3 separate regions of the Homo sapiens genome follow, and all the other regions are linked to region 1. Evidence: read pairs that join two places in POLR2A ChIA-PET (ENCODE). Cell type or tissue: HepG2. All regions are shown on one strand. Links, peaks and the distances in the headings refer to the core of each region. The heading gives the core; the rest is flanking DNA.

Region 1 (7,992 bases), core at 1-4,000:
TGGGTTCAATTAATTCAGGCAGAGCTGGGGTGGCTGGGGCAGCTGTTTGTTAAGATGTGTGTGAAGTTGCCTTTTTTTCTATTCCCTCTCCCGCCCTGGCCCCTCCTGCCCTCCAATCAGGATAATGTAATTAATTTATCTTAGGGGGAAAACATTGTTTGTCATTGTTGAAGACAAAGCGTTTAACTGGCAATAGGAGAAATGAAGAGGCCACTATGTAAGCCCTGTTTGTTCTGGGCCATTTAAAAGGGTTTATAGAGTCATAAAATACAAACAGAGGGCGCAGGAGGCAGGGGAGGTGGAGGTGACGGAGGGGAAGGGAGAGGACCCTGGGCAGATGGGCGGGCTTCAACATCTCTCGGGGCATGAGGTGCCTCCAGGGACAAGAGACTGGCTCTGGGAGAAAATGATGGCTCTGTGCCCAGGGCATGTTGTTAGCAAGAGGAGACTGACTTGCATCTTCTTCTAGACTCCAATCCCCATGAGAAGGGAGCTGGTGATGGAGAACCCACAGCAGGACAGGCCCTCCGGACTCAGCTCCACCACCTCCTAGCTGTGTGACCCTTGGAAAGTTACTTAACCACTCAGCCTGTTCCCGGGGAGTTGCAAATTTTGTGTAAGAATTAAATGAGACATCCTAGGAGAGTGTCCCAGAGCAGCTTAGTCTATGTTAGCTGCTGGTGACAAACGACCCTGTTTGCCCTTGAGCACACCGGCCCTGGGCTGAGTGTGCTTGCTGCTGGCACTGCCCCTGGCTCTTCCTGCATGCCAGGGTCTAAGCCTGAGCCGCATGCTTGATTTCCACAGGCTCATATTGAACCTTCACTGCATCTGTGAGGCAGGTACAGCTGACACTCTTACTGGTGACTCACAGAGGATCAAAGGTCTGAGTGACTTCAGATGACGTGCACCACCCTCCTGGGCCATGGAGATCCACGTGGCTAGGATGGCTTCCAGCTAGACCTACAGCTCAGGTATGGTGACAGAAAACAAAGGCTTCTCTCCACCTCTATGCTATTTCCTTGTTTAACCTGCCCTGCAAAGGAGCTCATAGTGGAGTCCCTGTGGCTTAGCGGGAGGGGAGGGCAAGTATCAGAGGCACCCGGTGGGACACAGGAACCTAGGACCCCAATGCCTAGGACCCTCTGTTACTGTCGGCTATCAAAGCATGCTTCTGAGGATGCTATGGGCAGATGGACAGGAAAGTGGGGTTTGTCTAGGGCAGGGCAGGGCAGGGCAGGGCAGCAGTCAAGGTCGCATCAAAGCCTACCCTTTACACCTGGGGGCTCTCAAAGCCTACCCTTTACACCTGGAGGCTCTGAAGGCCCGTCAGGGCCCTGAGCTTCTCACCTGAGGGAATTGATGTTGATGAACCCGGTGGCATCAGTTGGCTCATAATCACCCTGCACGTTCATGCTGCAAGGAGAGTAGAAGCTTGTCAGCTCAGCCTGGCCCTGGCCTCTGCTTGAAGGGAGGACTGCTGGGGCCAGAAGCAGCCCCACCTCCCAGATGCCAGGGCATTTCCCCTGTGTGGGTCCAAACCCTCCCTGCACGTCGGCTTTCCATTGAATTTCTGTACAACTCAGGGAACCCTGTTCTGGGCCAGGCACCCACCCAAAGGTTGGAGAGCCCTAGTGGAGCACACAGCAGCCTCTTCCCTGCTACACAATGTGGCAGGAGGCTAGGAGCAGCCACCCCAGAACTAGCCCTATGAATTCCACCAACCAGAGCACTCTGTCTGTAAATGGGTAACTCGTCCAAGCCAGCTGTGCCCTTGGGACTGTGTGGATGGCATGCAGTGACCTGAAGGCTCAGGAGGCCTTGGGGTGTGAATTGCAATAGCACAAGGGCATTTCGCAAGCTGCAGGGAGGCCTCCAGCATTCACAGCGAGATGGGCCCACCAAGTCACCTTTCCCCTCATGTGTCCAACCAGTTAGACCTTACCTAATCCATCCTGAAACCTGGGCACCCACTGCCAGTGTGTCATGGAAAATGCTGGGTTGACTGCTGCTGTACTCAGCAGAGCAGATTTTACCTCTCTACAGTTTCCACCTCTCAGACTCACCAGCCTTCTGCTTTGGGGCTCTCCACCCTTAGCTGCTCCTCCCAACCTTCCTAACCATGGCAGTCACTCCAGCCAGCTGACTGGGGTTTGCGTCCTGTTTCCGCCACCCGCCACCAGAGAGCCCAGGCCAGTATTCCTGCACTCGGAGCCTCAGCCTTGCACTTGTGAAATGCGTGATGGTGGTTAGCTCTCAGTGTCACATTTGGCCCCACATGAAATAATGTAGCTGGTGCCTGGCACATGGTGAGCACCCACTAGTACTAACAGTATTCATTCACTCATTCATTTGTTCAGGCATTTATTAAGCCCTTGCTGCCTGCCAGATGCTGGGCCAGGTGCCAAGGAAGGAAGAGCAAGAGTGGTGTCCACAGGGAGGGGCCAGACCGAAGCAATCAATCACCCATTGCCTTCATTAATTATGGTTGTGCTAAGCACTTAGGGCACGTGGACTCAGATGCCTCCTACTCCACAAGGCCAGCCTCTGAGCCTCTGAGAGGATGGGGTCCCTTGTCATGTCCTGCTCTGAATCAGACCCTTGTCTGCAGAATTCCAGCCTTGGGACAAAGCTGACTCAAGGTTCTCGAGGTAGGGGTAGCGGGGGTCGGTGTTGGGAGGCAGGAGGATCTGCTGCTTTGAGACCCTGAGGCTGGCCCTCTGACTGGTTCTTTGTAGACAGTGGACTTTTTACAAGAACAAATGAGGTCTCTGCATCTGCCTGGCCCCAGTGATTTGTTCAGGACCCGGGCCCTGACCTTCACCAGGCCTTGAAGCCGGTGGGTGCGTGGAACTCTCTGCAGAGTCACTCCCATGCTCCTGTACCTCCTTGATGTCCCTTCCTCCCTCCTCCACACCTCCACGGCCCCTCCAGGGCTCAGGCACTGAAGCCACTAGGAGCTTGCATTCCCTGGAAGAGGAGGAGATACCAGACTTTTGCTGGCCACCCCTTTCTGTGCAGTCAGTGCTTAGGAAGAGCTAGACCAAACTAGACCACCAACCTCCTCAGATCCCTTCAACAGACCTTGTTTTAGAAACCGAGCCTCAGCCCCACTGGCCCCTATACTCAGCCCAGGGAGAACGTAGGACACAGAATCCCCCCACCTCTGTGTCCATCTGTCCCTTCACCTCCATCTCTCACAAGTCACAACAAACTCTCCCCATCCCGTTCCCCAAGGTGGGAACTTCCCAGCTGCCCTGGCAGCCCCTGCAAAGAGGGCCCACATCCAGGGACAAACTTGTCCCACGAGGCTGCTGGGAGTTCCAAGAGGGGTTTCTCAGGAACTAAAAAACCTCTTTTTAAAATTGTGGTTTGAAGTGAGCGGGGAGGTGGAAAAAGAGTTTACAATGATTTTTTTCTTTTTTTTTTTTTACCTCCCCTGACGGTCTACAGAAAACCTCTGTGCTTTTATTTTTGCTCATTCGAGTGGCTCTGACCTGCTCTATAATTACGTTACTTTCTACCTACTGAGCCACGGCATTTCCAGCTCTGCTACCTCTCACGGCTTCCTCGCTGGTCCCTGTGACGCTGTCACTCAAGGGCTTTCAAGTCAGCGATGTAGAAATCAAAAAGAAAAGGGAAATGGTCGGAGACACAGTGAGAATAAATGCTCCTGCTTTTCTCTCTTTTTTCCCCTTTCCCTTTTTACTTTATTCATTTAATCTCCCTGAGTGAGACTGTAAGGCTTAATGAAGGGTTGGACAGATTATTAGAGGCTGTTGATTTGGAGGGGGAGGGAAGAAAGAGCCAGAGAGAGAAAGAGAGAAGATAATTTGACATTTACCCCAACTGATCTAAACTGACTCAGTTGTATTTATGGCTTATAAAGTGTTTAGAAAGATTGAAGCGGGGAGAAACTCAACATGGCAAGGAGAAGGGAAAGAAAAAAATAATATTGACTGCCAAACAAGACTCGTACTTTAATTCCCAACCAGCCTCCAGGAGGGAGGGGCTGGCCTTAGCCTGAGCTAAGCTGGGCCTTAGGGGACCCACGTCTAGTGGGGGCTGTCTGTCCCACAGGGGCCTGCCCCATCTCTAGTTTGGCCAGGTGACCTCTGGAGGTGACACCTCGTCCCTTGGTGCAGGTCACTCTCATCCACGGGGCGGACACAGGAGTGGCCAATCGTTACCTGCCACCTTTGCCCTGGCTCACCAGGGCCCTCCTGCCCCTCCAGGGGCTCCTCCTTGGCCACCTTCTGCCTGGTCCATCAATGAGAAATCTCATGGTTCCAGTTGTGTTTCCTTTTTTTTTTTTTTTTTTTTTTTTAAAGAGACAGTGCCTAGCTTTGTTACTAAGGTTAGAGTGCAGCGGTGCAATCCTGGCTCACTGCAGCCTCCAGCTCCTGGGCTCAAGTGATCCTCCTGCCTCAGCCTCCTGAGTAGCTGGGACTACAGGTGCATGCCACCACACCTGGCTAATACTTTATGTATTTATTTTTTGAGACAGGGTTTTGCTGTGTTGCCCAGGCTGGAGTGCAGTGGCATGATCATGGCTCAATGCGCCCTTGATCTCACAGACTCAAGAGACGCTCCCACCTCAGCCTCCCAAGTAGTTGGGACCACGAGCACATGCCACCACGCTTAGCTAATTTTTTTATTTTTAGTAGAGATGAGGTCTCACTATGTTGCCCAGGCTGGTCTTGAACTCCTGGCCTCAAGCGATCCTCCTGCCTTGGCCTCCCAAAGAGTTGGGATTACAGGTGTGCACCATCTTGCCTGGCTAGTTCCCTTCTTGTCTCACTCCACGCTTTCCCCTAGGCAGTCTCTCTTGGCCCAGCGCTTCAGAGAACATCAAAATGCCTATGATGCTCCAGGGTCTTCAGCCTGGGTTCTCCTCAACTCTAGACCCAAGTGTCCGGCGGCCTTCCAGTTAGTTTTTCCCAGCTATCTCAAAAGAAACCCATACTCATGACACCTAAATCCAAATGCATGATCCTTCCTCAAGAGCATTTCCTCAACCCAGGGACTGCACCCAGCTGCTCACGACCCCAGACACCAGGGTGATTCTGGACCCTCCATCTCCCTCCACATCCAAGTCATTTCAATCCCTCCTCCTAGATATGTGTCACATTCGCCTGCTGCTATCTAGTCCAGGAATCATCAGCATGGTCCAAGCTACCGCATTTCCACAGGTGCCCTTCCACCTCCCACCTACTCAAATCCGTTCTCCAGAGCAGCCAGGAGGACCCTCTAAATGCACAGATCTGATCTTGCCCTTCCCTTTAAGATCTAGCTTCAGCTCCTTCCCCCTGGCCACTTTTGCCCTTCCACCCCTCCCCCCATTCACCTGTTAACTCCTTCTGCTATTGTTTGAATAGCAAAGGAGCTTCTTCACAACCCCAATTATTTTATATATATATGTGTGTGTGTGTGTGTGTGTGTGTGTGTATATGTATGTGTATATATATATATATATGTATGTGTGTGTGTATATATATTTTTTTGAGACAAGGTCTTTCTATGTTGCCTAGGCTGGTCTTGAACTCCTGGGCTCAAGCAATCTTCCCACCTCGGCCTCCTGAGTAGCTGAAATTACAGGCATGCACCACCCCTCCTAGCCAATCCCAGTTATTATACCCAGCCAGACTATCCTGCATTCCTCACAGCCCGCTGCCACCTTGTCTAATTCTACATTCTGGTAATGGTTTGATCCATGCCTTTCTCCCAGCTAGCCTGTAAGTTCCACGGGAGCATAGTGGTGTCTATATCCTCTGTGACCATCACTCTGTGCTCTGCATGGTGCCTGACATGTGCTCAGGCACAGATGTCTTGAGGATCCAGTCAAAAGATAGGCTCTGTGCCCAAGTGGGGGTCAGAATGAGGTGTGGGGCACCTACCTCACCAGCTCCTCATTGTAGAGAGACAGTGGGGACTCCCGGCCGAGGATGTACACCTGGCCCTTGAGGACGGACACCTGCACTTTCCCTTCCACTCGCTCCTGGGACTTGGCGATGCAGTGGCGGACAAATTCACACTCAGGGCTGTGCCAGAAACCTACAGGGAGGAAAACAGGATACCACTAGGGAGGCCTCCTGCACCGCGAGGACACAGGGAGACCTGGGGCACAGGAAGGGTGCCCCATGGTTTACCCCGCCATGCAGACCATGACTGCCTCCCGCGAGACTGGCACAATGTGCGCTTGCCAGTGGCTGAGTTGAGGACCATGCTTTCATAGCCCTGCCCTCTAACCTTGCAAAGGGCCTGTGGGTAAGGAGGTGACCACCTAGGTCATTTCCCTAAGGGTCAGGAGGAGGGAAGTGACCCACTGCTTCATGCCATAGGCATTCAGGAAGTGCCACAGGCCAGCAACTGGGGACACAGTGGTAAAGGGACCCCATCCCTGGCCCAATGGAGGCTCTAATCTCCGGGGGAGGCAGAAGACCTCAGACAGGACTCAGAGGCACATGCTGCCTGGGGCTTGGTGATATGGGTGTCCAGTGCAGGCAGCTGGGTGGTGGTTCAGACCATGGCCATGCATAGCCTTCCCCTCTCTGTGCCTCTGTTTCCCCATCTGTTGAGTGGGGATGTCACAGTAATATTTCATGTGGAGCCCCTAGCACTGAGCAGCACCAGCCTTAGGGGCTACTGTGAACTGGAGTCCTGGCCAGAGCCCACCCCTTGGAATCAGTGAGCTGTTTTCTGCACCTGCTGCTGTTTTCCTGGGCAGATAGAATATTTCTGCATAGATAAGCAGCACTGCGCTCAGGCTTTGATCTGGGCTAGCTCCCTGAATCCTCATAGACAGCACTCTGAGAGAAACTCTCTTAGCCTCTCCCCTTTCTGGGTGAGGAAGGGAGGCTCAGAGAAGTTAAGAAACTTCTCCAGGATCACACAGGCCGGAAGTGGGGAGCCTCCATTTGACTTGTGTTGGCCCAAGTTGTAACAACTCTGCTTCCTATGATAAACTTGGAGCTTTCTCTATGGCCAGAACATCCCTTGGTGTGTAGGTGGGGGCAGGAGGTGCCTGAGAAACATGCTCCCTCCCCTCTCCCCGAGAGCCCTAAAGGCCAGGGAGGGGTAGCGCTCAGACCCCAGTCTGCCCCCGGCCTCTCTCTAGCCTCTGCTGATGGAGGCTGGGACCAAGGGGCAGGCAGGCAGGCAGGCAGGCAGGCCATGGCGGGGGGAGGGACAGGGCAAGGCTAGAGTTTCCTGAAATGGAGCCTGGAAGGTGAGCCCACCTGGGCAGCTGCAGGGCCAGATGGCGCATGATCTCCTGCCCTGATAAAGGGCTGGGTCAGCCCAGGGGCTGCGGCTATTGTGGGAGGCCCAGGCCCCTGGGGGCACCTGCAGAGGTCCTCCGTGGGAAAGGGGACAGGCTTCTGGGATGGGGTCCTGGGGCTTGCAGAGGCGGGGGAGGGCCAAGCACGGAGAGTAGAGGTTGAGTCCTTGCTCTCCAGTGTCCCACCCTGTGAGTCCGCATCCCAGCCACACCTGGACAAGTGATTAACCTCCCTGTGCCTCGGTTTCCTCATTTGCACAGTGAGAAAACATTGCTAACCAGAGGTTGTGTGGATGCAGTGAGGGAATGCACAGAGCGCAAAGCGTTTTGCATTTGCAGTTTGAACATGATGCTCTGTGCCAGCCCTCACTGTACACAGGGAGAGAGGCCCAGAGAGGGAAAGAGCCTGTCCAAGGCCACACAGCAAGACTTTGGAAGAGCCCAGGTCTGATGAAGCACTCCTAACTCTGGCCCAGGGCTTTTTCCAACACACCCCGAGACCCTCGTGGAGGGGGCCACTGATGTTCTCCCAGCCCCCCATGCCCTGGTGTCCTGGGCTTGGCCATCTTTCTGACGGAGCTGGGATAATTAGCCCATTAAGTTTCCAGGCCGGAAGACAGGCAGGAGATGGAGCCAGAGATAGGACAGAGATCTCTGTGGGAGCAACTGGCCTGGGCTTTATCTCAGAATTTTCTACCTCTGCCCCACAGGGT
Region 2 (7,992 bases), core at 2,366-6,365, 48 kb before region 1:
GACATTTAAAATCACGTCTGCTTTTCATTCATAATGAACAAAATAGGTCTCAGACTCCCACAGCCGGCCACCGGGCACTGAGGAACCACCGTCTCCAAGAAGGCTTTGGGTCACTGACAGGGCTGTCGCTGAGCTGGCACCAGCGTGAGCCAGAAACCTGTGCCATCTGCCTGAAAGAAGGGATGAACAAGGCCGGGCGCGGTGGCTCACGCCATAATCCCAGCACTTTGGGAGGCTGAGGTGGGCAGATCACCTGAGGTCAGGAGTTTGAGACCAGCCTGGCCAACATGATGAGACCCCCATCTCTACTAAAAATACAAAAATTAGCCGGGCATGGTGGCACACACCTGTAATCCCAGCTACTCAGGAGGCTGAGGCAGGAGAATGGCTTGAACCCGGGAGGCAGAGTTTGCAGTGAGCCAAGATTGCACCACTGCACTCCAGCCTGGGCGACAGAGTAAAACTCCACCTCAAAAAAATAAAAATAAAAATAAAAATAAGAAGGGATGAACACAGTGGCCGGGTGGCTGGATGGCACAGCCTCACAGAGAGGCCCTGGGTTCAAATCCTCCCTCCTCCACTTCTGGGCAGTTTGACTTTCAGCACGTTGCTCGTCCTTCCTCTTTGTGCCTCATTTCCTCATCTGTGCAAGAGATAGTAAAGTCTTTGCCAACCAATGGCTCCCCCAGGCTTCTTCCCAGCAAGAAACCAGTCAGGGGAGTTCCTGGTTTGCCCCCTTTTTATGACATTGACTTCAAATATCAGCTTCTGGCCAGGCACAGTGGCTCACATCCCAGCACTTTGGGGGGCTGAGGTAGGAGGATCACTTGAGCCCAGGAGTTTGAGACCAGCCTGGGCAACACAGCAAAACTTCATCTCTACATAAAACACAAAAAATTAGTTGGGCGTGGTGGAACACACTTGTATTCCCAGCTACCCAGGAGGCTGAAGCAGGAGGATTGCTTGAGCCCAGGAGGTCAAGGCTGCAGTGAGCCGCCATGATCATTGCACTCCAGCTTGGGTGACAGAGTGAGACTCTGTCTCAAATTTTCAAAAATGTCAGCTTCTTAAAAACATTTTTTTTTTTTTTTTTGGCCAGGCATGGTGGCTCATGCCTGTAATCCCAGCACTTTGGGAGGCCGAGGCAGGCAGATCAGCTAAGGTCAGGAGAATGTCCAAGACTACCCTGGCCAACATGGTGAAACCCCGTATCTACTAAAAATACAAAAATTAGCTGGGCATGGTGGTAGGCACCTGTAATCCCAGCTACTAGGGAGGCTGAGGCAGGAGAAACGCTTGAACTCAGGAGGCAGAGGTTGCAATGAGCCGAGATCGCACCACTGCACTCCAGCCTGGGTGGCAGAGCAAGACTCCATCTCAAAAAAAAAAAAAGTTTTGTTTTTTTTTTTTCCCGTATCTCAGTCATGGCATCAAAATCCATCTTCTGTAGGTGTATACCTATGTCCATAGCAGTATGACTCACATAGCAAAAAGGTGGAAGCAACCCAGTGTTCACTGATGGATGAACGGATGAATGATATGTGGTCCATCCATACAAAGGAATATGATTTTCGGCCTTAAAAAGGAAGGAAATTCTGACACATGAACCTTAAAGACATTATACTAAATGACATGTCACACATAAAATGACAAATACTATGACCTCACTAACGTGAGGTCTTTGGAGTTATAAAATTTATAGAGATAGGCCAGGCATGGTGGCTCATGCCTGTAATCCCAGCACTTTTGGAGGCCAAGAAAATGCCAGATTGGTTATAGCTTGGTGTTTGCCTTATTTGAACACGGTTTGAACAGTGGGCCACATTTGATTGGCCAAAACTTGGTGATTGGTACGAGTGTAGGCTACTGTCTGTTTATAATTCCATTTAGGTTATACTTTATGATGTACAGAGAAACCTTTAGGCTGAACTTAAAATATGTAAGGAGGCAGCTTTAGGCTAACTTGGTTTAACACAAGTAATCCCACAGTAAGAGCTTGTTTCCTGCTCACATCACAGTCCAGTATGAGGAGAAGTGTTGGGTATGGGATCTGCTCCATGAAGTCATGCACGGACCCAGGGTCCAGAGCATGAAGGATGGTGCAGGATGTTTTAGGAGCCAGGACCAGAAGTGGTGACATCACTTCCTCCTTATCTTTCATTGGCCAGAACTCAGTCACATGGCCCTACCTGCTTGCAAGGGATCCTGGGAAATGCAGTCTAGTTGTGTACCTGGGAGGAAAAGGAGACCTTTTGATGAAAAGCAGCCAGGACTCGCCGCTGGTAGGAACCATTAGTATTTCTTTCTTTCTTTCTTTTTTCTTTGAGACAGGGCTTCACTCCTGTTGACCTGGCTGGAGTGTGATGGCACGATCTTGGTTCACTGCAACCTCCTCTTCCCAGGCCCAAACAATTGATTCTCCTGCCTCAGCCTCCTGAGTAGCTGGGACTACAGATGCGTGCCATCATGACCAGCTAATTTTTGTATTTTTTGTACAGACGGTGCTTCGCCATGTTGCTCAAGCTGGTCTTGAACTCCTGAGCTCAACTGATCTGCCCACCTCGGCCTCCCAAAGTGCTGGGATTACAGGCATGAGCCACTGCACCTGGCCAACCATTAGTATTACAAGTAATGACAAAACCCAGAATTACTTTTGCACCAACTTAATATTTCGATTTTGCAGGTGAGGAAACTGAGGCTTGGAGAAGTTCAGTGGCCCAGCTGGGAGGGGGTAGTTCTGGAGTTCAGCTTCAGGCTCTCTGACTCCGGAGAGCATGCCCTTAACCACTGGGCTACGCTGCCTCTCTGGAAGTGAGTGCTGAATTGGATAAATAGGTATTGAATGCCCATTGGGGCCCTCATGGGGGCAGCATGTATGTTTTCAGAGTGAGGAGGTCAGATCCAAACTTCCTGGGTTGTGTCCTCAACTCTGCCTCTTACCAGCAGTGGGATTTTGGGCAGGTCAGGTGACCGCTCTGTGCCACAGTTTTCCCTTCTGTAAAATGCGGACAATAAAGTACCTATCACACAGTGCTGCTGTGAGAATCCATACAGAGCCCTGGGGGCAGGGCCTGGCAGATGGCAATTGGACCATTCGCAGTGTGGTTTTATGGCAGACACTGGGGACACAGGAGTGACCCAGCCTGACTCCTCCCAGGTAATGTCACTCACTGGTCAGACTCCTCCACTCCTAGAGAAGAGTCCTGGCCTTTTCTAAGCCTGTCCCTTCTCTCTCCCAGGGACGGCAGGGGCAGGGGAAGAAAGCAGGGCAACATAGTAAAGCCACTTCCTTCTTTAACCCGGTGTCTGAGGGATTTTGTCCACGGCTCATCCTGCTACAATAGGAGACAGCCAAGCTGATCTCACTGGGAACCCACTTGGACCAAGGAGGAGGTACACTGAGAAGCAGGGGCCCAGTTCTCTACCTTGTCCATGGGAGCCCTCGTTTGGTGATGCCAGCCCCAAGGTGACTGCTTCTCCTTCTGCCTCTGTCCCAGTGTGGACGTGTTGTCGCTCACCTCCTCATTTAAACAGCACTTGCTGGCCGAGCGTGGTGGCTCACACCTGTAATCCCAGCACTTTGGGAGGCTGAAGCAGGCCTGAGGTCAGGAGTTCGAGACCAACCTGGCCAATATGGTGAAACACCGCCTCTACTAAAAATACAAAAATTAGCTGGGTTTGGTGGTGCACGCCTGTAATCCCAGCTACTCAGGAGCCTGAGGCAGGAGAATTGCTGGAACCCGGGAGGCAGAGGTTTCAGTGAGCCAAGATTGCGCCACTGCACTCTAGCCTGGGTGACAGAGTGAGACTCTGTCTCAAATCAAACAAACCAAATAAAACAAGCAAACAAAAAAAAAATCCAGTGGCTTCTCAGCGGGGAGGGGCTGGTACCTCTGGCTCCTGCCACCTGCCCGCAGCTCCTCCTCCAGTCCTTGATCCCGTTTTCTGAACACCAGCGTGCTCCATGAGGGCCGTTAACCAAGGAGAAAGAGCTGAGAAACCAGGTGCTGATGGGCCCGTTTTGTCACTCAACAAACTGGTCAAGGAGGTCCATGAGGAGCAGGCCCTGTCCTGGGCCCCAAAACCCACAGGTGAGTAAAGCCAGGCCCATCCCCAGAGAGTGCTAGAAGGAGTGGGAGAGAGAGTGGGAAGGGGAGCCAGGAATGGGAGGAGAAAGGTGTCTCAGCCCTTCTGCTGCTTTCTCTGTAACCAGGGTGTGCCTTTTACAAAGCGCATCTCATCCCATCTCTTTCCTGCTTGAAATCCCTGCATGGGCCGGGCGCGATGGCTCATGCCTGTAATCCCAGCACTTTGAGAGGCTGAGGGGGACCGATCATGAGGTCAGGAGTTTGAGACCAGCCTGGCCAACATGGCAAAACCCTGTCTCTACTAAAAATACAATAAATTACCCGGGTGTGGTGGCAGGTGCCTGTAATCCCAGCTACTCGGGAGGCTGAGGCAGGAGAATCGTTTGAACCTGGGAGGTGGAGGTTGCAGTGAGCCGATTGCGCCACAGCACTCCAGCCTGGCTAGGCAACAGAGCCAGACTCTGTCTCAAAAAAAAAGAAAAGAAAAAAAGAAATCCCTCTATGGATGTCCTCCCCCACTCTCCACCGCCCTGCAGGTAATGTCCCCGATTCTACATACTCCACCCCAACTGCTGCCACTTTCAAACTCCATGCACCCGCCTTGCTCAATTACAGCAATTCTCAGACATGCTGTTTGGTGTCTCCACGTGTGTTCGTTTGCTAGGGCTGCTGTCATAAAGTACACCTGCTGGGGGCTTAAACAGCAGAGCTTTCTTGTCTCGCAGTTCTGAGATCTACAGGATCTGAGATCAAGGTGTTGGCGGAGTTGGTTTCTTCTGAGGGCAGTGAGGGAGAGTCTGTTCCCTGCCTCTCCCCAAGCCCCAAGCTTCTGGTGGTTTGCTGGCCATCTTTGGCATTCCTTGACTTGTGAAGGCATCATCCTGATCTCTGCCTTCATCTCCACACAGTTTTCTGCCTCCGTGTGTGTGTCTGTGTCCAAATCCACCCACCCCCCCTTTTTATTGGAGACAGGATCTCACTCTGTTGCACAGGCTGGAGGGCAGTGGCGCGATCTTGGCTCACTGCAACCTCTGCTGCCTGGGTTCAAGCGATTCTCCAGCCTCAGCCTCCCAAGTAGCTGGGATTACAGGTGTGTGCTACCATGCCCGGCTAATTTTTGTATTTTTTAAGTAGAGACAGCATCCATTTGCTTGTGAAAAGCTGGGGCACCACTCCTCGGCGAAGACTTTATCTTCATCTGCTTCTGCAGCTCTAACAAAATACCTCAGACTGGGTAATTTATAAAACATAGAAATGTACTTTCCATAGTTCTGGAGGCTGAGAAGTCCAAGTTCTGGTGCTGGCATCTGGTGAAGGCCTTCTTTTTTTTTTTTTTTTAATATTTGTTTTGTGTAGAGATAGAGTCTCTACACGAGAGACCTGTGTAGAATGTGGACCGGCTGATCTCAAACTCCTGGGCGCAAGCGTTCTTCCTGCCTCAGCCTGCTGAGTAGCTGGGACTACAAGCATTTAGTTGGCTGCCTTTATGCTCAGCTAATTTTTAAGATTTTTTTTCTTTTTTTGAGATAAGGTCTCTCTCTGTTACCCAGGCTGGAGTGCCACGGTGCAGTCACAGCTCACTGCGGCCTCCACCTCCTGGGCTCAAGTGATCCTCCTGCCTCGGCCTCCCAAAGTGCTGGAACTATAGGTGTGAGCTACCACGCCTGGCTTGGTGAGGGCCTTCTTGCTGCATCCTCACACGGTAGAAGGCAGGAGGGCAAAAGGGCGTGATCCTCCTCTGTCAAGCCCCTTTACAGAAGGGCACCTCCCTTCACAAGGGAGGAGCCCTCGTGGCCTCGTCACCTCTTAATGGCCCCACTTCCTGATACTGCCACATTGGCAACACCTGAATCTTGGAGGAGACCCATTCAAATTATGGCAGAGGCTGGGTGTGGTGGCTCACGCTTGTAATCCCAGCACTTTGGGAGACCAAGGTGGGTGGATCACCTGAGGTCAGGAGTTCGAGACCAGCCTGGCCAACATGGTGAAACCCCTTCTCTACAAAAAATACAAAAATCAGCTGGGCATGGTGGCGGGTGCCTGCAATCCCAGCTACTCTGGAGGCTGAGGAAAGTTAATCGCTTGAACTCAGGAGGCGGATGTTGCAGTGAGCTGAGATCGCGCCATTGCACTCCAGCCTGGGCAACAAGAGTGAAACTCCGTCTCCAAAAAACAAAAAACAATAAAAACCATAGAAGACCTCTCAGTAGCTGGGCTAGAAGGGCCCGTCCCTCCCCTGTGCCCCCCTGTCCTTGCACAGTGCTGACCAGCACATCATCAGATACTCTGCACCGTCCGCCTGCCTTTTTGTCTCCTAGAGCCCACTAGGTTGTCATCTCCTCAGGGGCAAGGATTGTGTCTTACTCACCTCGGTGTGCCCAGCAGCTTGGCAGGGCCAGCTCATAGGAGATGGCCCTGGACTGAAGCCCATGGAATGAATGCACTGAGGAGGCAAGAAAGATGAGGCAAAAGGTAGAATAGCTGAGGCTGGGCGCGGTGGCTCACGCCTGTAATCCCAGCACTTTGGGAGGCCGAGGCGGGAGGATTATTTGAGTCCAGGAGTTCAGGACCCGCCTGGGCAATAGAGTGAGACCTTGTCTCTACACAAACAAATTACACAATTTTTTAAAAGATGGAAAAGCTCCTCTGGATCTCGCCTGCCCCGGAACTTCCCTTTGGTAGGGAAATGAGCATGGTTCCCACGGCTCTCCTAGAACCTCAAGACTCTTTTGAAGTCTGGATTTTCCCCAGTGGGTGGTCGATGGCGGCTGGCAGCTTGGGACCAGGAAGAGAGAGGTGGGAGTCCCAGGGGCTCAGGCGGGTGGAGGTGGGAGCGTGCAGGAGGGGGTGCAGGCGGGGTGGGAGCCAGAAACCAACAGCGCCAGGCCCAGCCTTCCTCAGGAGCAAACCACAGTCCTTAAACACTCCCCAAACACACTGATGATGTAAATCTGGTTTTAAAATAATAACAATAATGAGAAATAAAAAGAGTGAGCAGATGCAAGAGGGAGGGAAAGGGGGCTCTGCCAGGCCCCCTCCCCAAGGGGGAAAGCACGTGGAAAAATTGAAATTAGTTGTGACAGCTGAAATTCTCTACTCTACAGTCGACATTTTGACAGGGTACTTAAAAAAATAATAAGAAAAGGGAAAGTGGTTTGGGTCACCCAAGGAAGGGGGAGAATGGGGGATTTCAAGTGACACAAGACGCATAATTCAAGCTTCTTAGATTGCAAAAGCTCTTCTTACCTAAGGGGCCTGCTGCCTTTATTTTTATCCAAATGGCTCAATTACCGCAAAGCCCCACAGAGAAAATTACGGATGTTTGCCTCTATTTTTCTCCTCTTGTCTCGACAACTGTAGATATTTTGTTTTCCTTCTTTCTCTCTCGCTCTCTCTCTCTCTTTTTTTTTGGTGGTTGGTGGGGTGAAGAGAGAAGGGGGGTGTTCAGATGGGCTCAGGGGCCAGGGGCTTTTGAATTGCTCCTCAAAGCCCGCATCACACACACACACACACACACACACACACACACACACACACACACACCCCTCCCACAATCCTAGGCCACACACCACAACTGGTCTTTTTTGTGCGTCCGTTTTGACATTTGTCCTTTCTGTCTTCTGCTGTTCCTTTCCTCCCCTCCGCTCCCCTCCAGTCTCTCCTCTTACTTCCTGCAGCAGCAGCAGCAGCAGCAGCAGCTTTGGGCCTCTCCTCTGCCCAGCGGGCACCCCTCCTAGCAGCTCTCGTCTCATCTCAGCTATTTCCAAACCCTACAATAGACACAGGGAGGCACGGAGGTACCCATTTTCCAACCTTCTTATTGGCTCTCCGTTTGTCATTTTCAGAATTGGCACTCTGGGGAGCCAGGGCTGGAGGCTGCAGCTCTCACTCTTGCCCGCTCTGC
Region 3 (7,992 bases), core at 2,366-6,365, 63 kb before region 1:
GCAACCTCTGCCTCCCAGGTTCAAGCTATCCTCCCACCTCAGCCTCCTGAGTAGCTGGGACTACAAGCACGCCCCAGCAAGACTGGCTAATTTTTGTATTTTTAGTAGACACAGGGTTTCACCATGTTGGCCATGCTGGTCTCGAACTCCTGACCCCAAGTGATCCACCCGCCTTGGCCTTCCAAAGTGCTAGGATTACAGGCGTGAGCCATGGCGCCCGGCCTTGTGTACCTCTTTTGGCCTCATCCTTCTTTCCTGTGGCCAACCTGCTATTTTTGTTCCTCAGCCTGGATGATGGAATATTGGAGCAAACAGCCCTGCTTAGCCTCAGATGAACTTAGGAGTTTACATGACTTCATTTTCAGCTACTGAAAAGAAACTGACTTTGCCATCTCAGTTCTAGAATCACAAGGCAAGATTCCGATTGGCTCAGAAAGGTCAGGTATCATCCCTAAACCAATCAAGAGTGGCCAAGGTTGGAGCCCCATCAACCATGAAGTTGGAGTGGAACGACGGAACCATTCTCTCCAAATGCACTGTGTTGATGCAGTGTTTACCCAGCAGACAAAACGGTCCGTGTCTATGACAGAGTTACACAAAAAGAAAGGATTGGACTCGAATTTGTTCATTTTCCTTTTGAGGTGCGGAATTACTCTCTCTCTCTTATCCTCTTGTCCTTTCCATCATCTTTGTAAGGCGAAGTAGGTGAACATCAGATCCATTTTATAACAAAGAAAGTCAGGCACAGTGAAGTCAAGTGACGCATCCAGAATCCTGGTAGAAATTATTATTATTATTATTTTGAGACAGAGTCTTGAATTAGTCAAGCTGGAGTACAGTGGCGTGATCTCAGCTCACTGCAATCTCTGCCTCCTGGTAGAAATTATTATTATTATTATTTTGAGACAGAGTCTTGAATTAGTCAAGCTGGAGTACAGTGGCGTGATCTCAGCTCACTGCAATCTCTGCCTCCTGGGTTCAAACAATTCTTGTGCCTCAGCCTCCCAAGAAGCTGGGAATACAGGTTTGTACCTCCACATCCTCCCAGCTAATTTTTGTATTTTTGGACGGGGTTTCTCCATGTTGGCCCAGCTGGTCTCAAACTCCTGGCCTCAAACAATCTGTCCACTTTGGCCTCCCAAAGTGCTGGGATTACAAGTATGAGCCACTGAGCTTGGCTTATTTATTTATTTATTTTAAGACAGGTCTCACTCTGTCACCCAGGCTGGAGTGCAGTGGTGTGATCATGGCTCACTGTAGCCCTGACCTCCTGGACTCAAGTGATCCTTCCACCTCAGCCTCCTGCCTTGGCCTTCTCACGTGCTGGGATTACAGGTGTGAGCCACCGTGCCTGGCCTACCCAGAGAGAGAGAGAAAGAGAGAGAGAGAGAGAGAGAGAAGTCGGCATTATTCACAATGGCTCAGGCACACTGAGGAACTAGCCATAGTTACATAGCTTTCTCTTACATGGAAGGCTGCCCTTAATAATATCATATTAGTTTTCTATTGTTGTGTAACAAACAACCACAAATTTAGCAGCTTAAAACCACACAGGTATATTATCTCACAGTTCTGTAGGTCATAAGTCATGCCAGAGTGTAGCTGGACTCTCTTCTTGAGGGCTTACAAGGCTGAAATAAATGTGTTTCTGGGGCTGAGGTTCCATCTGAGGCTTGGGGTCCAAGCGTATGTGTTTTTTGGCAGAACTCCTTTCTTGCAGCTGTAGAATTTATGGGAGCAGGGTGTTCAGGAGCAGCAGGAGTGAATGCTTCCCTCTGACACTCCACCTTCTCTTAAAGGCTCACCTGATTAGGTCAGGCCCATCCAGAAGAATCTTTCTTTTGATGGAGTAAAAAATCAACTGATTAGTAACCTAACCGCAGGAACAAGATCCGATCATATTTACAGATCTCACCTACACTCTAGGTGAGAGGGTTATGCAGGGCGTGTACACGAGGGGACAGGAACCCGGGGGCCGTCTTAGAATTCTGTCTACCACAGGGACCAACAGAAGTTTCTCTTCTGAATCTCTTGAACCCGGGAGGTGGAGGTTGCAGTGAGGCAAGATTGCGCCATTGCACTCCACCTGGGTGACAAAAGCACAAGTCCATCTCAAAAAAAGAAAAAAATTTCTCTTCCATGTGATGTATTAGATTGGTGGGGCTTGGGGGAGTAGGTAGGGTAAGCAGCCATTCAGGAAGGAAGAGATTCCTGGAGTGTGGAGCTTTACAGTGCTAAAACCAGGAAAGTCCTGAGAGAACTGGGATGAGTTAGTCAAGGAAGGAGTAGAAAAAAAAGGACCCAGCCAGGCGCGGTGGCTTACGCCTGTAATCCCAGCAATTTGGGAGGCCGAGGCAGGCAATCACCTGAGGTCGGGAGTTTGAGACCAGCCTGGCCAACATGGTGAAACCCTGTCTCTACTAAAAATGCAAAAAAAAAAAAATTATCTGGGTGTGGTGGTGCATGCCTGTAGTCCCAGCTACTCAGGAGGCTGAGGTAAGAGAATCACTTGAACCCGGGAGGTGGAGGTTGCAGTGAGCCACGACTGCACCATTGCATTCCAGCCTGGGCAACAAGAGCAAAACTCTGTCTCAAAACAAAAACAAAAACTAAAAAAGGACCCATAAAAGACCACCCATGGCTGGGCATGGTGGCTCATGCCTATAATCCCAGCACCTTGGGAGGTCAAGGTGGGAGGATCAGTGGAGCCTAGGAGTTTGAGACCAGCCTGGGCAACATGGCAAAACCCTGTCTCTACAAAGGGGAAAAAAAAAAATTAGCCAGGCATGGTGGCACACCTGTAGTCCCAGCTACTTGGAAGGCTGAGGTGGAAGGATCACCTGAGCCAGGGAAGGCTGAGGTGGAAGTGAACCATAACTGCACCACTGCACCCCAGTCTGGGTGATATGGTTTGGCTGTGTCCCCACCCAAATCTCATCTTGAACTGTAGCTCCCATAATCCCCAAGTGTCATGAGAGGGAACCGGTGGGAGGTAATTGAATCATGGAGGTGGTTTTTCCCAGGCTGTTCTCGTGATAGTGAATGAGTCTTGTGAGATCTGATGGTTTTACAAAGGGCAGTTTCCCTGCACACACTCTCTTGCCTGCCACCATGTAAGACGTGACTTTGCTCCTCCTTCACCTTCTGCCATGATTGTGAGCCCTCCCTAGCCATCTGGAACTGTGAGTCCATTAAACCTCATATATATATAAATCACCTGTCCTGGGTATGTCTTTATTAGTAGCTTGAGAACAGACTAATACACTGGGCGACAACTAGACCTTGTCTCAAAAAAAAAAAAAAAAAAAAAAACGACCAGCCCGGCTACCTTAGCCATCCCTGATTGTTGCTTTGGGCTTTTGGGAAGAGAAGAGAACTGGAGAGGGCAATAAAGCAATGTCAAAGGAGGGAACAAGTGTGAGGGGAATCATAAAACGAAAAACAATGTGGATTGTATCCCTATGGAAGTTGGGATGTAGCCACTTGGGAGTGGCTTAAAGCTACTAAATAGGCCAGGCAGGCCAGGTGCGGTGGCTCATGCCTGTAATCCTAACACTTTTGGAGGCTGAGTTGGGCGGATCACCTGAGGTCAGGAGTTCCAGACCAGCCTGGCAAACATGGCAAAACCCCATCTGTACTAAAAGTACAAAAGGGGCGGTGGCTCACGCCTGTAATCCCAGCACTTTGGGAGGCCGAGGTGGCTGGATCACCTGAGGTCAGGAGTTTGAGAGCAGCCTGACCAACATTGTGAAATCCTGTCTCTACTAAAAATACAAAAATTAGTCGGGCGTGGTGGCATGTGCCTGTAATCCCAGCTACTCAGGAAGCTGAGGCAGGAGAATTGCTTGAACCTGGGAGGCAGAGGCTGCAGTGAGCCGAGATCATGCCACTGCACTCCAGCCTGGGTGACAGAGTGATACTCCATCTCAAAAAAAAACAAAAACAAAAACAAAAAAAACAGAATTAGATGGGCATGGTGGTTCATGCCTGTAATCCCAGCTACTTGGGAGGTTGAGGCAGGAGAATTGCTTGAACCCAGGAGGCAGAGGTTGCTGTGAGCTGAGATCGCACCACTGCACTCCAGCCTGGACAACAAGAGCGAAATTCTGTCTCGAAAAAAAAAAAAATGCGGGTGGATCACAAGGTCAGGAGTCTGAGACCAGCCTGACCAACATGGTGAAACCCCGGCCGTACTAAAAATACAAAAATTAGCCGGGCGTGGTGGCGCATGCCTGTAATCCCAGCTACTTGGGAGGCTGAGGCAGAAGAATTGCTTGAATCCGAGAGGTGGAGGTTGCAGTGAGCCGAGATCGTGCCACTGCACTCCAGCCTGGGTGACAGAGCAAGACTCTGTCTTAAAAAAGAAAAAAAAAAGCCCAAATTTGTTGTCATCTCTTGAAGAATGAAGAATCCTTGCCTAAATTAAAAGGATGAGTAAATGTACAGGTGTGCCGTTTCTCTTTTGGTTCTCACAGCTCCCAAAGGACTCCAGGCTCAAGGAAACAGGCCTTGACAAGGGCCAGTGCTGAGGACAGGCCCAGGCCTGCACTGCCTTTTCATAAACATGCCTCACAGAGATGCCCCCTCCCACTAGCCACAGTCCACTTCATGCTTCAGTGAAAGAGAAGGATGTTTTCTTTCCTTTTTTTTTCTTGAGACCAAGTCTTGCTCTGTCACCCAGGCTGGAGTGCAGTGGCACAATCTCAGCTCACTGCAGCCTTTGCCTCTCAGGTTCAAGCGATTCTCCTGGCTCAGCCTCCCGAGATGCTGGGATTACAGGCGCGTGCCACAGTGCCCGGATAATTTTGTATTTTTAGTATAGACGGGTTTTGCCATGTTGGCCAGGCTGGTCTCGAACTCCTGACCTCAAGTGATCTGCCCACCTTGGCCTCCCAAAGTGCTGGGATTACAGGCATCTGCCACTGTGCCTGACCTGTTTTCATATGTTAGAACCTGGGACTTGTAGATGTTTCATGCAGAGAACGGATTGTGGTTTGTTTGCCAAGATAAACTATCCTGGAAGAAGTGGTAAAGATGAAAAAAAAAAAAGAAAGAAAGAAAAGGAAAAAAAAGAGAGATAAACCAGATAAGCCTCTGGAGAGCACAGGGGAGTGTCCTGAAGACAAGTGTCCAGTGACCAACGAGTAGTTTGTCCAATGAGGGCCTTCACCCCTGAGGTTTGTCTGCCCAGCTTCTCTCAGATCTGAGGTCCTTCCCTCCTTCTTTTCCTGCTGGCATTGGTAAATTACAAGATGTGTTATTGAGTAAAAAAAGCAAGTTGTAGAATGATGTGATCTGTCCGATCCATTTGTGTGAAAACAAATCAAATGCACACAAACCACACTGTTTATTTCAAAGGATAAGTGTATATGCATGCAAATACGTAGAAAAATACCCGAGGCAGCTGCCACAAAATAACAGAGATAACCTCTGGAGAGCTGGGAATGGATGTGGGGATGAGACAGTGAGCAAAACAGACAGTCACAGGACTGTCATGTTTAAATGTTTAAAATGTCTTTTTTTAAAGTTTAAAATCATGTTTAAAATTTTTTTAAAGAAGTAGTAATATTTTATGCATTATTTATGTGATTAAAAATCTTTTTTTTTTCTTTTTTTTTTTTGGAGACAGAGTCTTGCTCCATTGCCCAGGCTGGAGTGCAGTGGCGTGATCTCGGTTCACTGCAACCTCCGCCTCCCGGGTTCAAGAGATCCTCGTGCCTCAGCCTCCTGAGTAGCTGGGACTACAGGCGGGTGCCACCACACCCAGCTAATTTTTTGTATTTTTAGTAGAGATGGGGTTTCACCATGTTGCCCAGGCTGGTCTGAAACTCCTGAGCTCAGGCAATTCACCCACGTCAGCCTCCCAAAGTGCTAGCATTACAACCATGAGCCACTGTGCCCAGCCTAAACATCCATTTTTAAAAAGAGTTTAATCTTTAGTTCATAATGAGGATACGAAAGCTGGGTGAAAATAGCTGAGCCTTGAACACCACGGGTTGAACTGTGCAGGTCCGCAGGGATGCGGAGTTTCTTTCACCTCTGCTACCCAGGAGACAACCAGAGCAACCCTTTCCTTCCTCCCCTCCTCCTTAGCCTACTCAACGTGAAGACAAGGATGAAGACCTTTATGATGATCTGATTCCATTTAGTGAATAGTAAATATATTTTCTCTTCCTCATGATTTTCTTTCTCTTTTTTTTTGAGACAGGGTCTTGCTCTGTCACCCAGGCTGGAGTGCAGTGGCCCAATCACGGCTCACTGCAACCTCCACCTCCCAGGCTCAGGTGGTTGATCCTCCTGCCTCAGCCTCCCGAGTAGCTGGGACTACAGGCTCGCACCACCACACTAATTTTTGTATTTTTTGTAGAGATGGGGTTTCACCATGTTGCCCAGGCTGGTCTTGAACTCCTGGGCTCAAGCAATCCACCCACCTCGGACTCCTAAAGGGCCACTGTGCCCAGGTGATTTTATATTCTTTCTCTTTCTTTCTCTCTCTTTTTCCTTCCTTCCTTCCTTCCTTCCTTCCTTCCTTGCTTCCTTTCTTTCTCTTTCTTTTTTTGACCTGGAGTGCAGTGGCACAATCTTGGCTCACTGCAACCGCCGCCTCCCTGGTTCAAGTGATTCTCCTGCCTCAGCCTCCTGAGTAGCTGAGATTACAGGTCTGTACCACCAAGCCCTGCTAATTTTTGTGTTTTTTAGTAGAGACGGGGTTTCACCATGTTGGCCAGGCTGGTCTCGAACTCCCGGCCTCAGGTGATCTGCCTGCCTCAGCCTCCCGAACGGTGTGTGCCACCGTGCCTGCCCATGATTTTCTTTTTAAGGTGGAGTTTTGCTCTTGTTGCCCAGGCTGGTGTGCAATGGCACGACCTCAGCTCACTGCAACATCCGCCTCCCGAGTTCAAGCGATTCTCCTGCCTCAGTGTCATGAGTAGCTGGGATTACAGGCACCTGCCACCTCGCTCAGCTAATTTTTGTATCTTTAGTAGAGACAGCATTTCACCATGTTGGCCAGGCTGGTCTCGAACTCCTGATGTCAGGTGATCCGCCCACCTCGGCCTCCCAAAGTGCTGGGATTACAGGTGTGAGCCACCGCGCCCATCCCCAGACAATTTTCTTAATAGCATTTTCTTTTTTCTAGTTAAATGTTGCTGTATAAATACAGTATATAATATGTAGGGGCAGGACTGGGAGCAGTGGCTCACGGTTGTAATCCTAGCACTTTGAGAGGCCAAGGCTGGGGGATCGCTTTAGCTCAGGAGTTTGAGACCAGCTTGAGAATTGGTATCACCAACAGGGTCAAGGGCTGCGTCGCAAGGACTAAGCCACCGAACTGGAAATATTTCCACTCAGTGGCAGAGACCACAGTGAGGCCAGGCAGCTTCTATCTTGCTCTTCCTGTTGCTGCCTCGGCCTGACTCCTGCCTTCAGCAGGAGGGCACTCGCATCCCAGCTGGGACAGGTTTTTTTTTTTTTTTCCTCACTCTGTGGACCTAGGCTGGAGTGCAGTGGCGTGATCTTGGCTCGTTGCGCCCTCGACCTTCTGGGCTACAGCAGTCCTCCCGCATCAGCCTCCTGAGTAGTTGGAACTACAGGCGTGCACCACCACACCCAGCTAGTATTGTATTTTTTTGTAGCGACAGGGTTTCCCCATGTTGTCCAGGCTGGCCTCAAACTCCTGTACTCAAGCAATTCTCCCACCCCAGCCTCCCAAAGTACTGGGATTTTAGGCAAGAACCACCGTGCCCAGCCTCCGCCTGAGGATTTTCAGAGTAGGTGGAGGTGCCATGAGGGCAGATCAAACCCTACCAGGGCCCAGACAGGTATCACCATCCTTCAAGAGAGGCAAGAGGGATTCTGCCATGCCTAGTTCTGCTGCACTTTCCCCATCAATGTCACAGAAGTGCCATGGGGGCCGGGCATGGTGGCTCACGCCTGTAATCCCAGCACTTTGGGAGGCCAAGGCAGGCAGATCACTTGAGGTCAGGAGTTTGA

The links. Peaks named below come from ENCODE experiments on the same cell type or tissue, not always from the same donor. Only the 100,000 strongest peaks of a DNase experiment are listed, where the experiment ranks them.
Region 2: POLR2A ChIA-PET joins it to region 1 with 7 read pairs; 6 of 35 experiments call an interaction of 5 or more read pairs at or near these places.
Region 3: POLR2A ChIA-PET joins it to region 1 with 9 read pairs; 9 of 35 experiments call an interaction of 5 or more read pairs at or near these places.

Annotation. Positions count from the first base shown.
Region 1 is chr9:130,492,929-130,500,920 of GRCh38, reverse strand. It overlaps ASS1 (argininosuccinate synthase 1), which reads right to left. Exons shown (of 15, transcript NM_054012.4): 13 at 5,898-6,054; 14 at 1,351-1,416. Among named protein-coding and RNA genes, the nearest start is that of ASS1, 52 kb to the right of the region's middle. RefSeq lists an enhancer at 2,640-3,141. In HepG2, for the core only: no CTCF peak of the experiment used is centred there; DNase peaks (open chromatin) are centred at 880 and 1,780; H3K4me3 peaks cover 674 bases.
Region 2 is chr9:130,543,438-130,551,429 of GRCh38, reverse strand. No RefSeq gene overlaps it. Among named protein-coding and RNA genes, the nearest start is that of FUBP3, 32 kb to the left of the region's middle. RefSeq lists an enhancer at 6,146-6,646. In HepG2, for the core only: a CTCF peak has its summit at 2,929; a DNase peak (open chromatin) is centred at 3,889; H3K4me3 peaks cover 531 bases.
Region 3 is chr9:130,557,817-130,565,808 of GRCh38, reverse strand. No RefSeq gene overlaps it. Among named protein-coding and RNA genes, the nearest start is that of FUBP3, 18 kb to the left of the region's middle. In HepG2, for the core only: no CTCF peak of the experiment used is centred there; no DNase peak of the experiment used is centred there.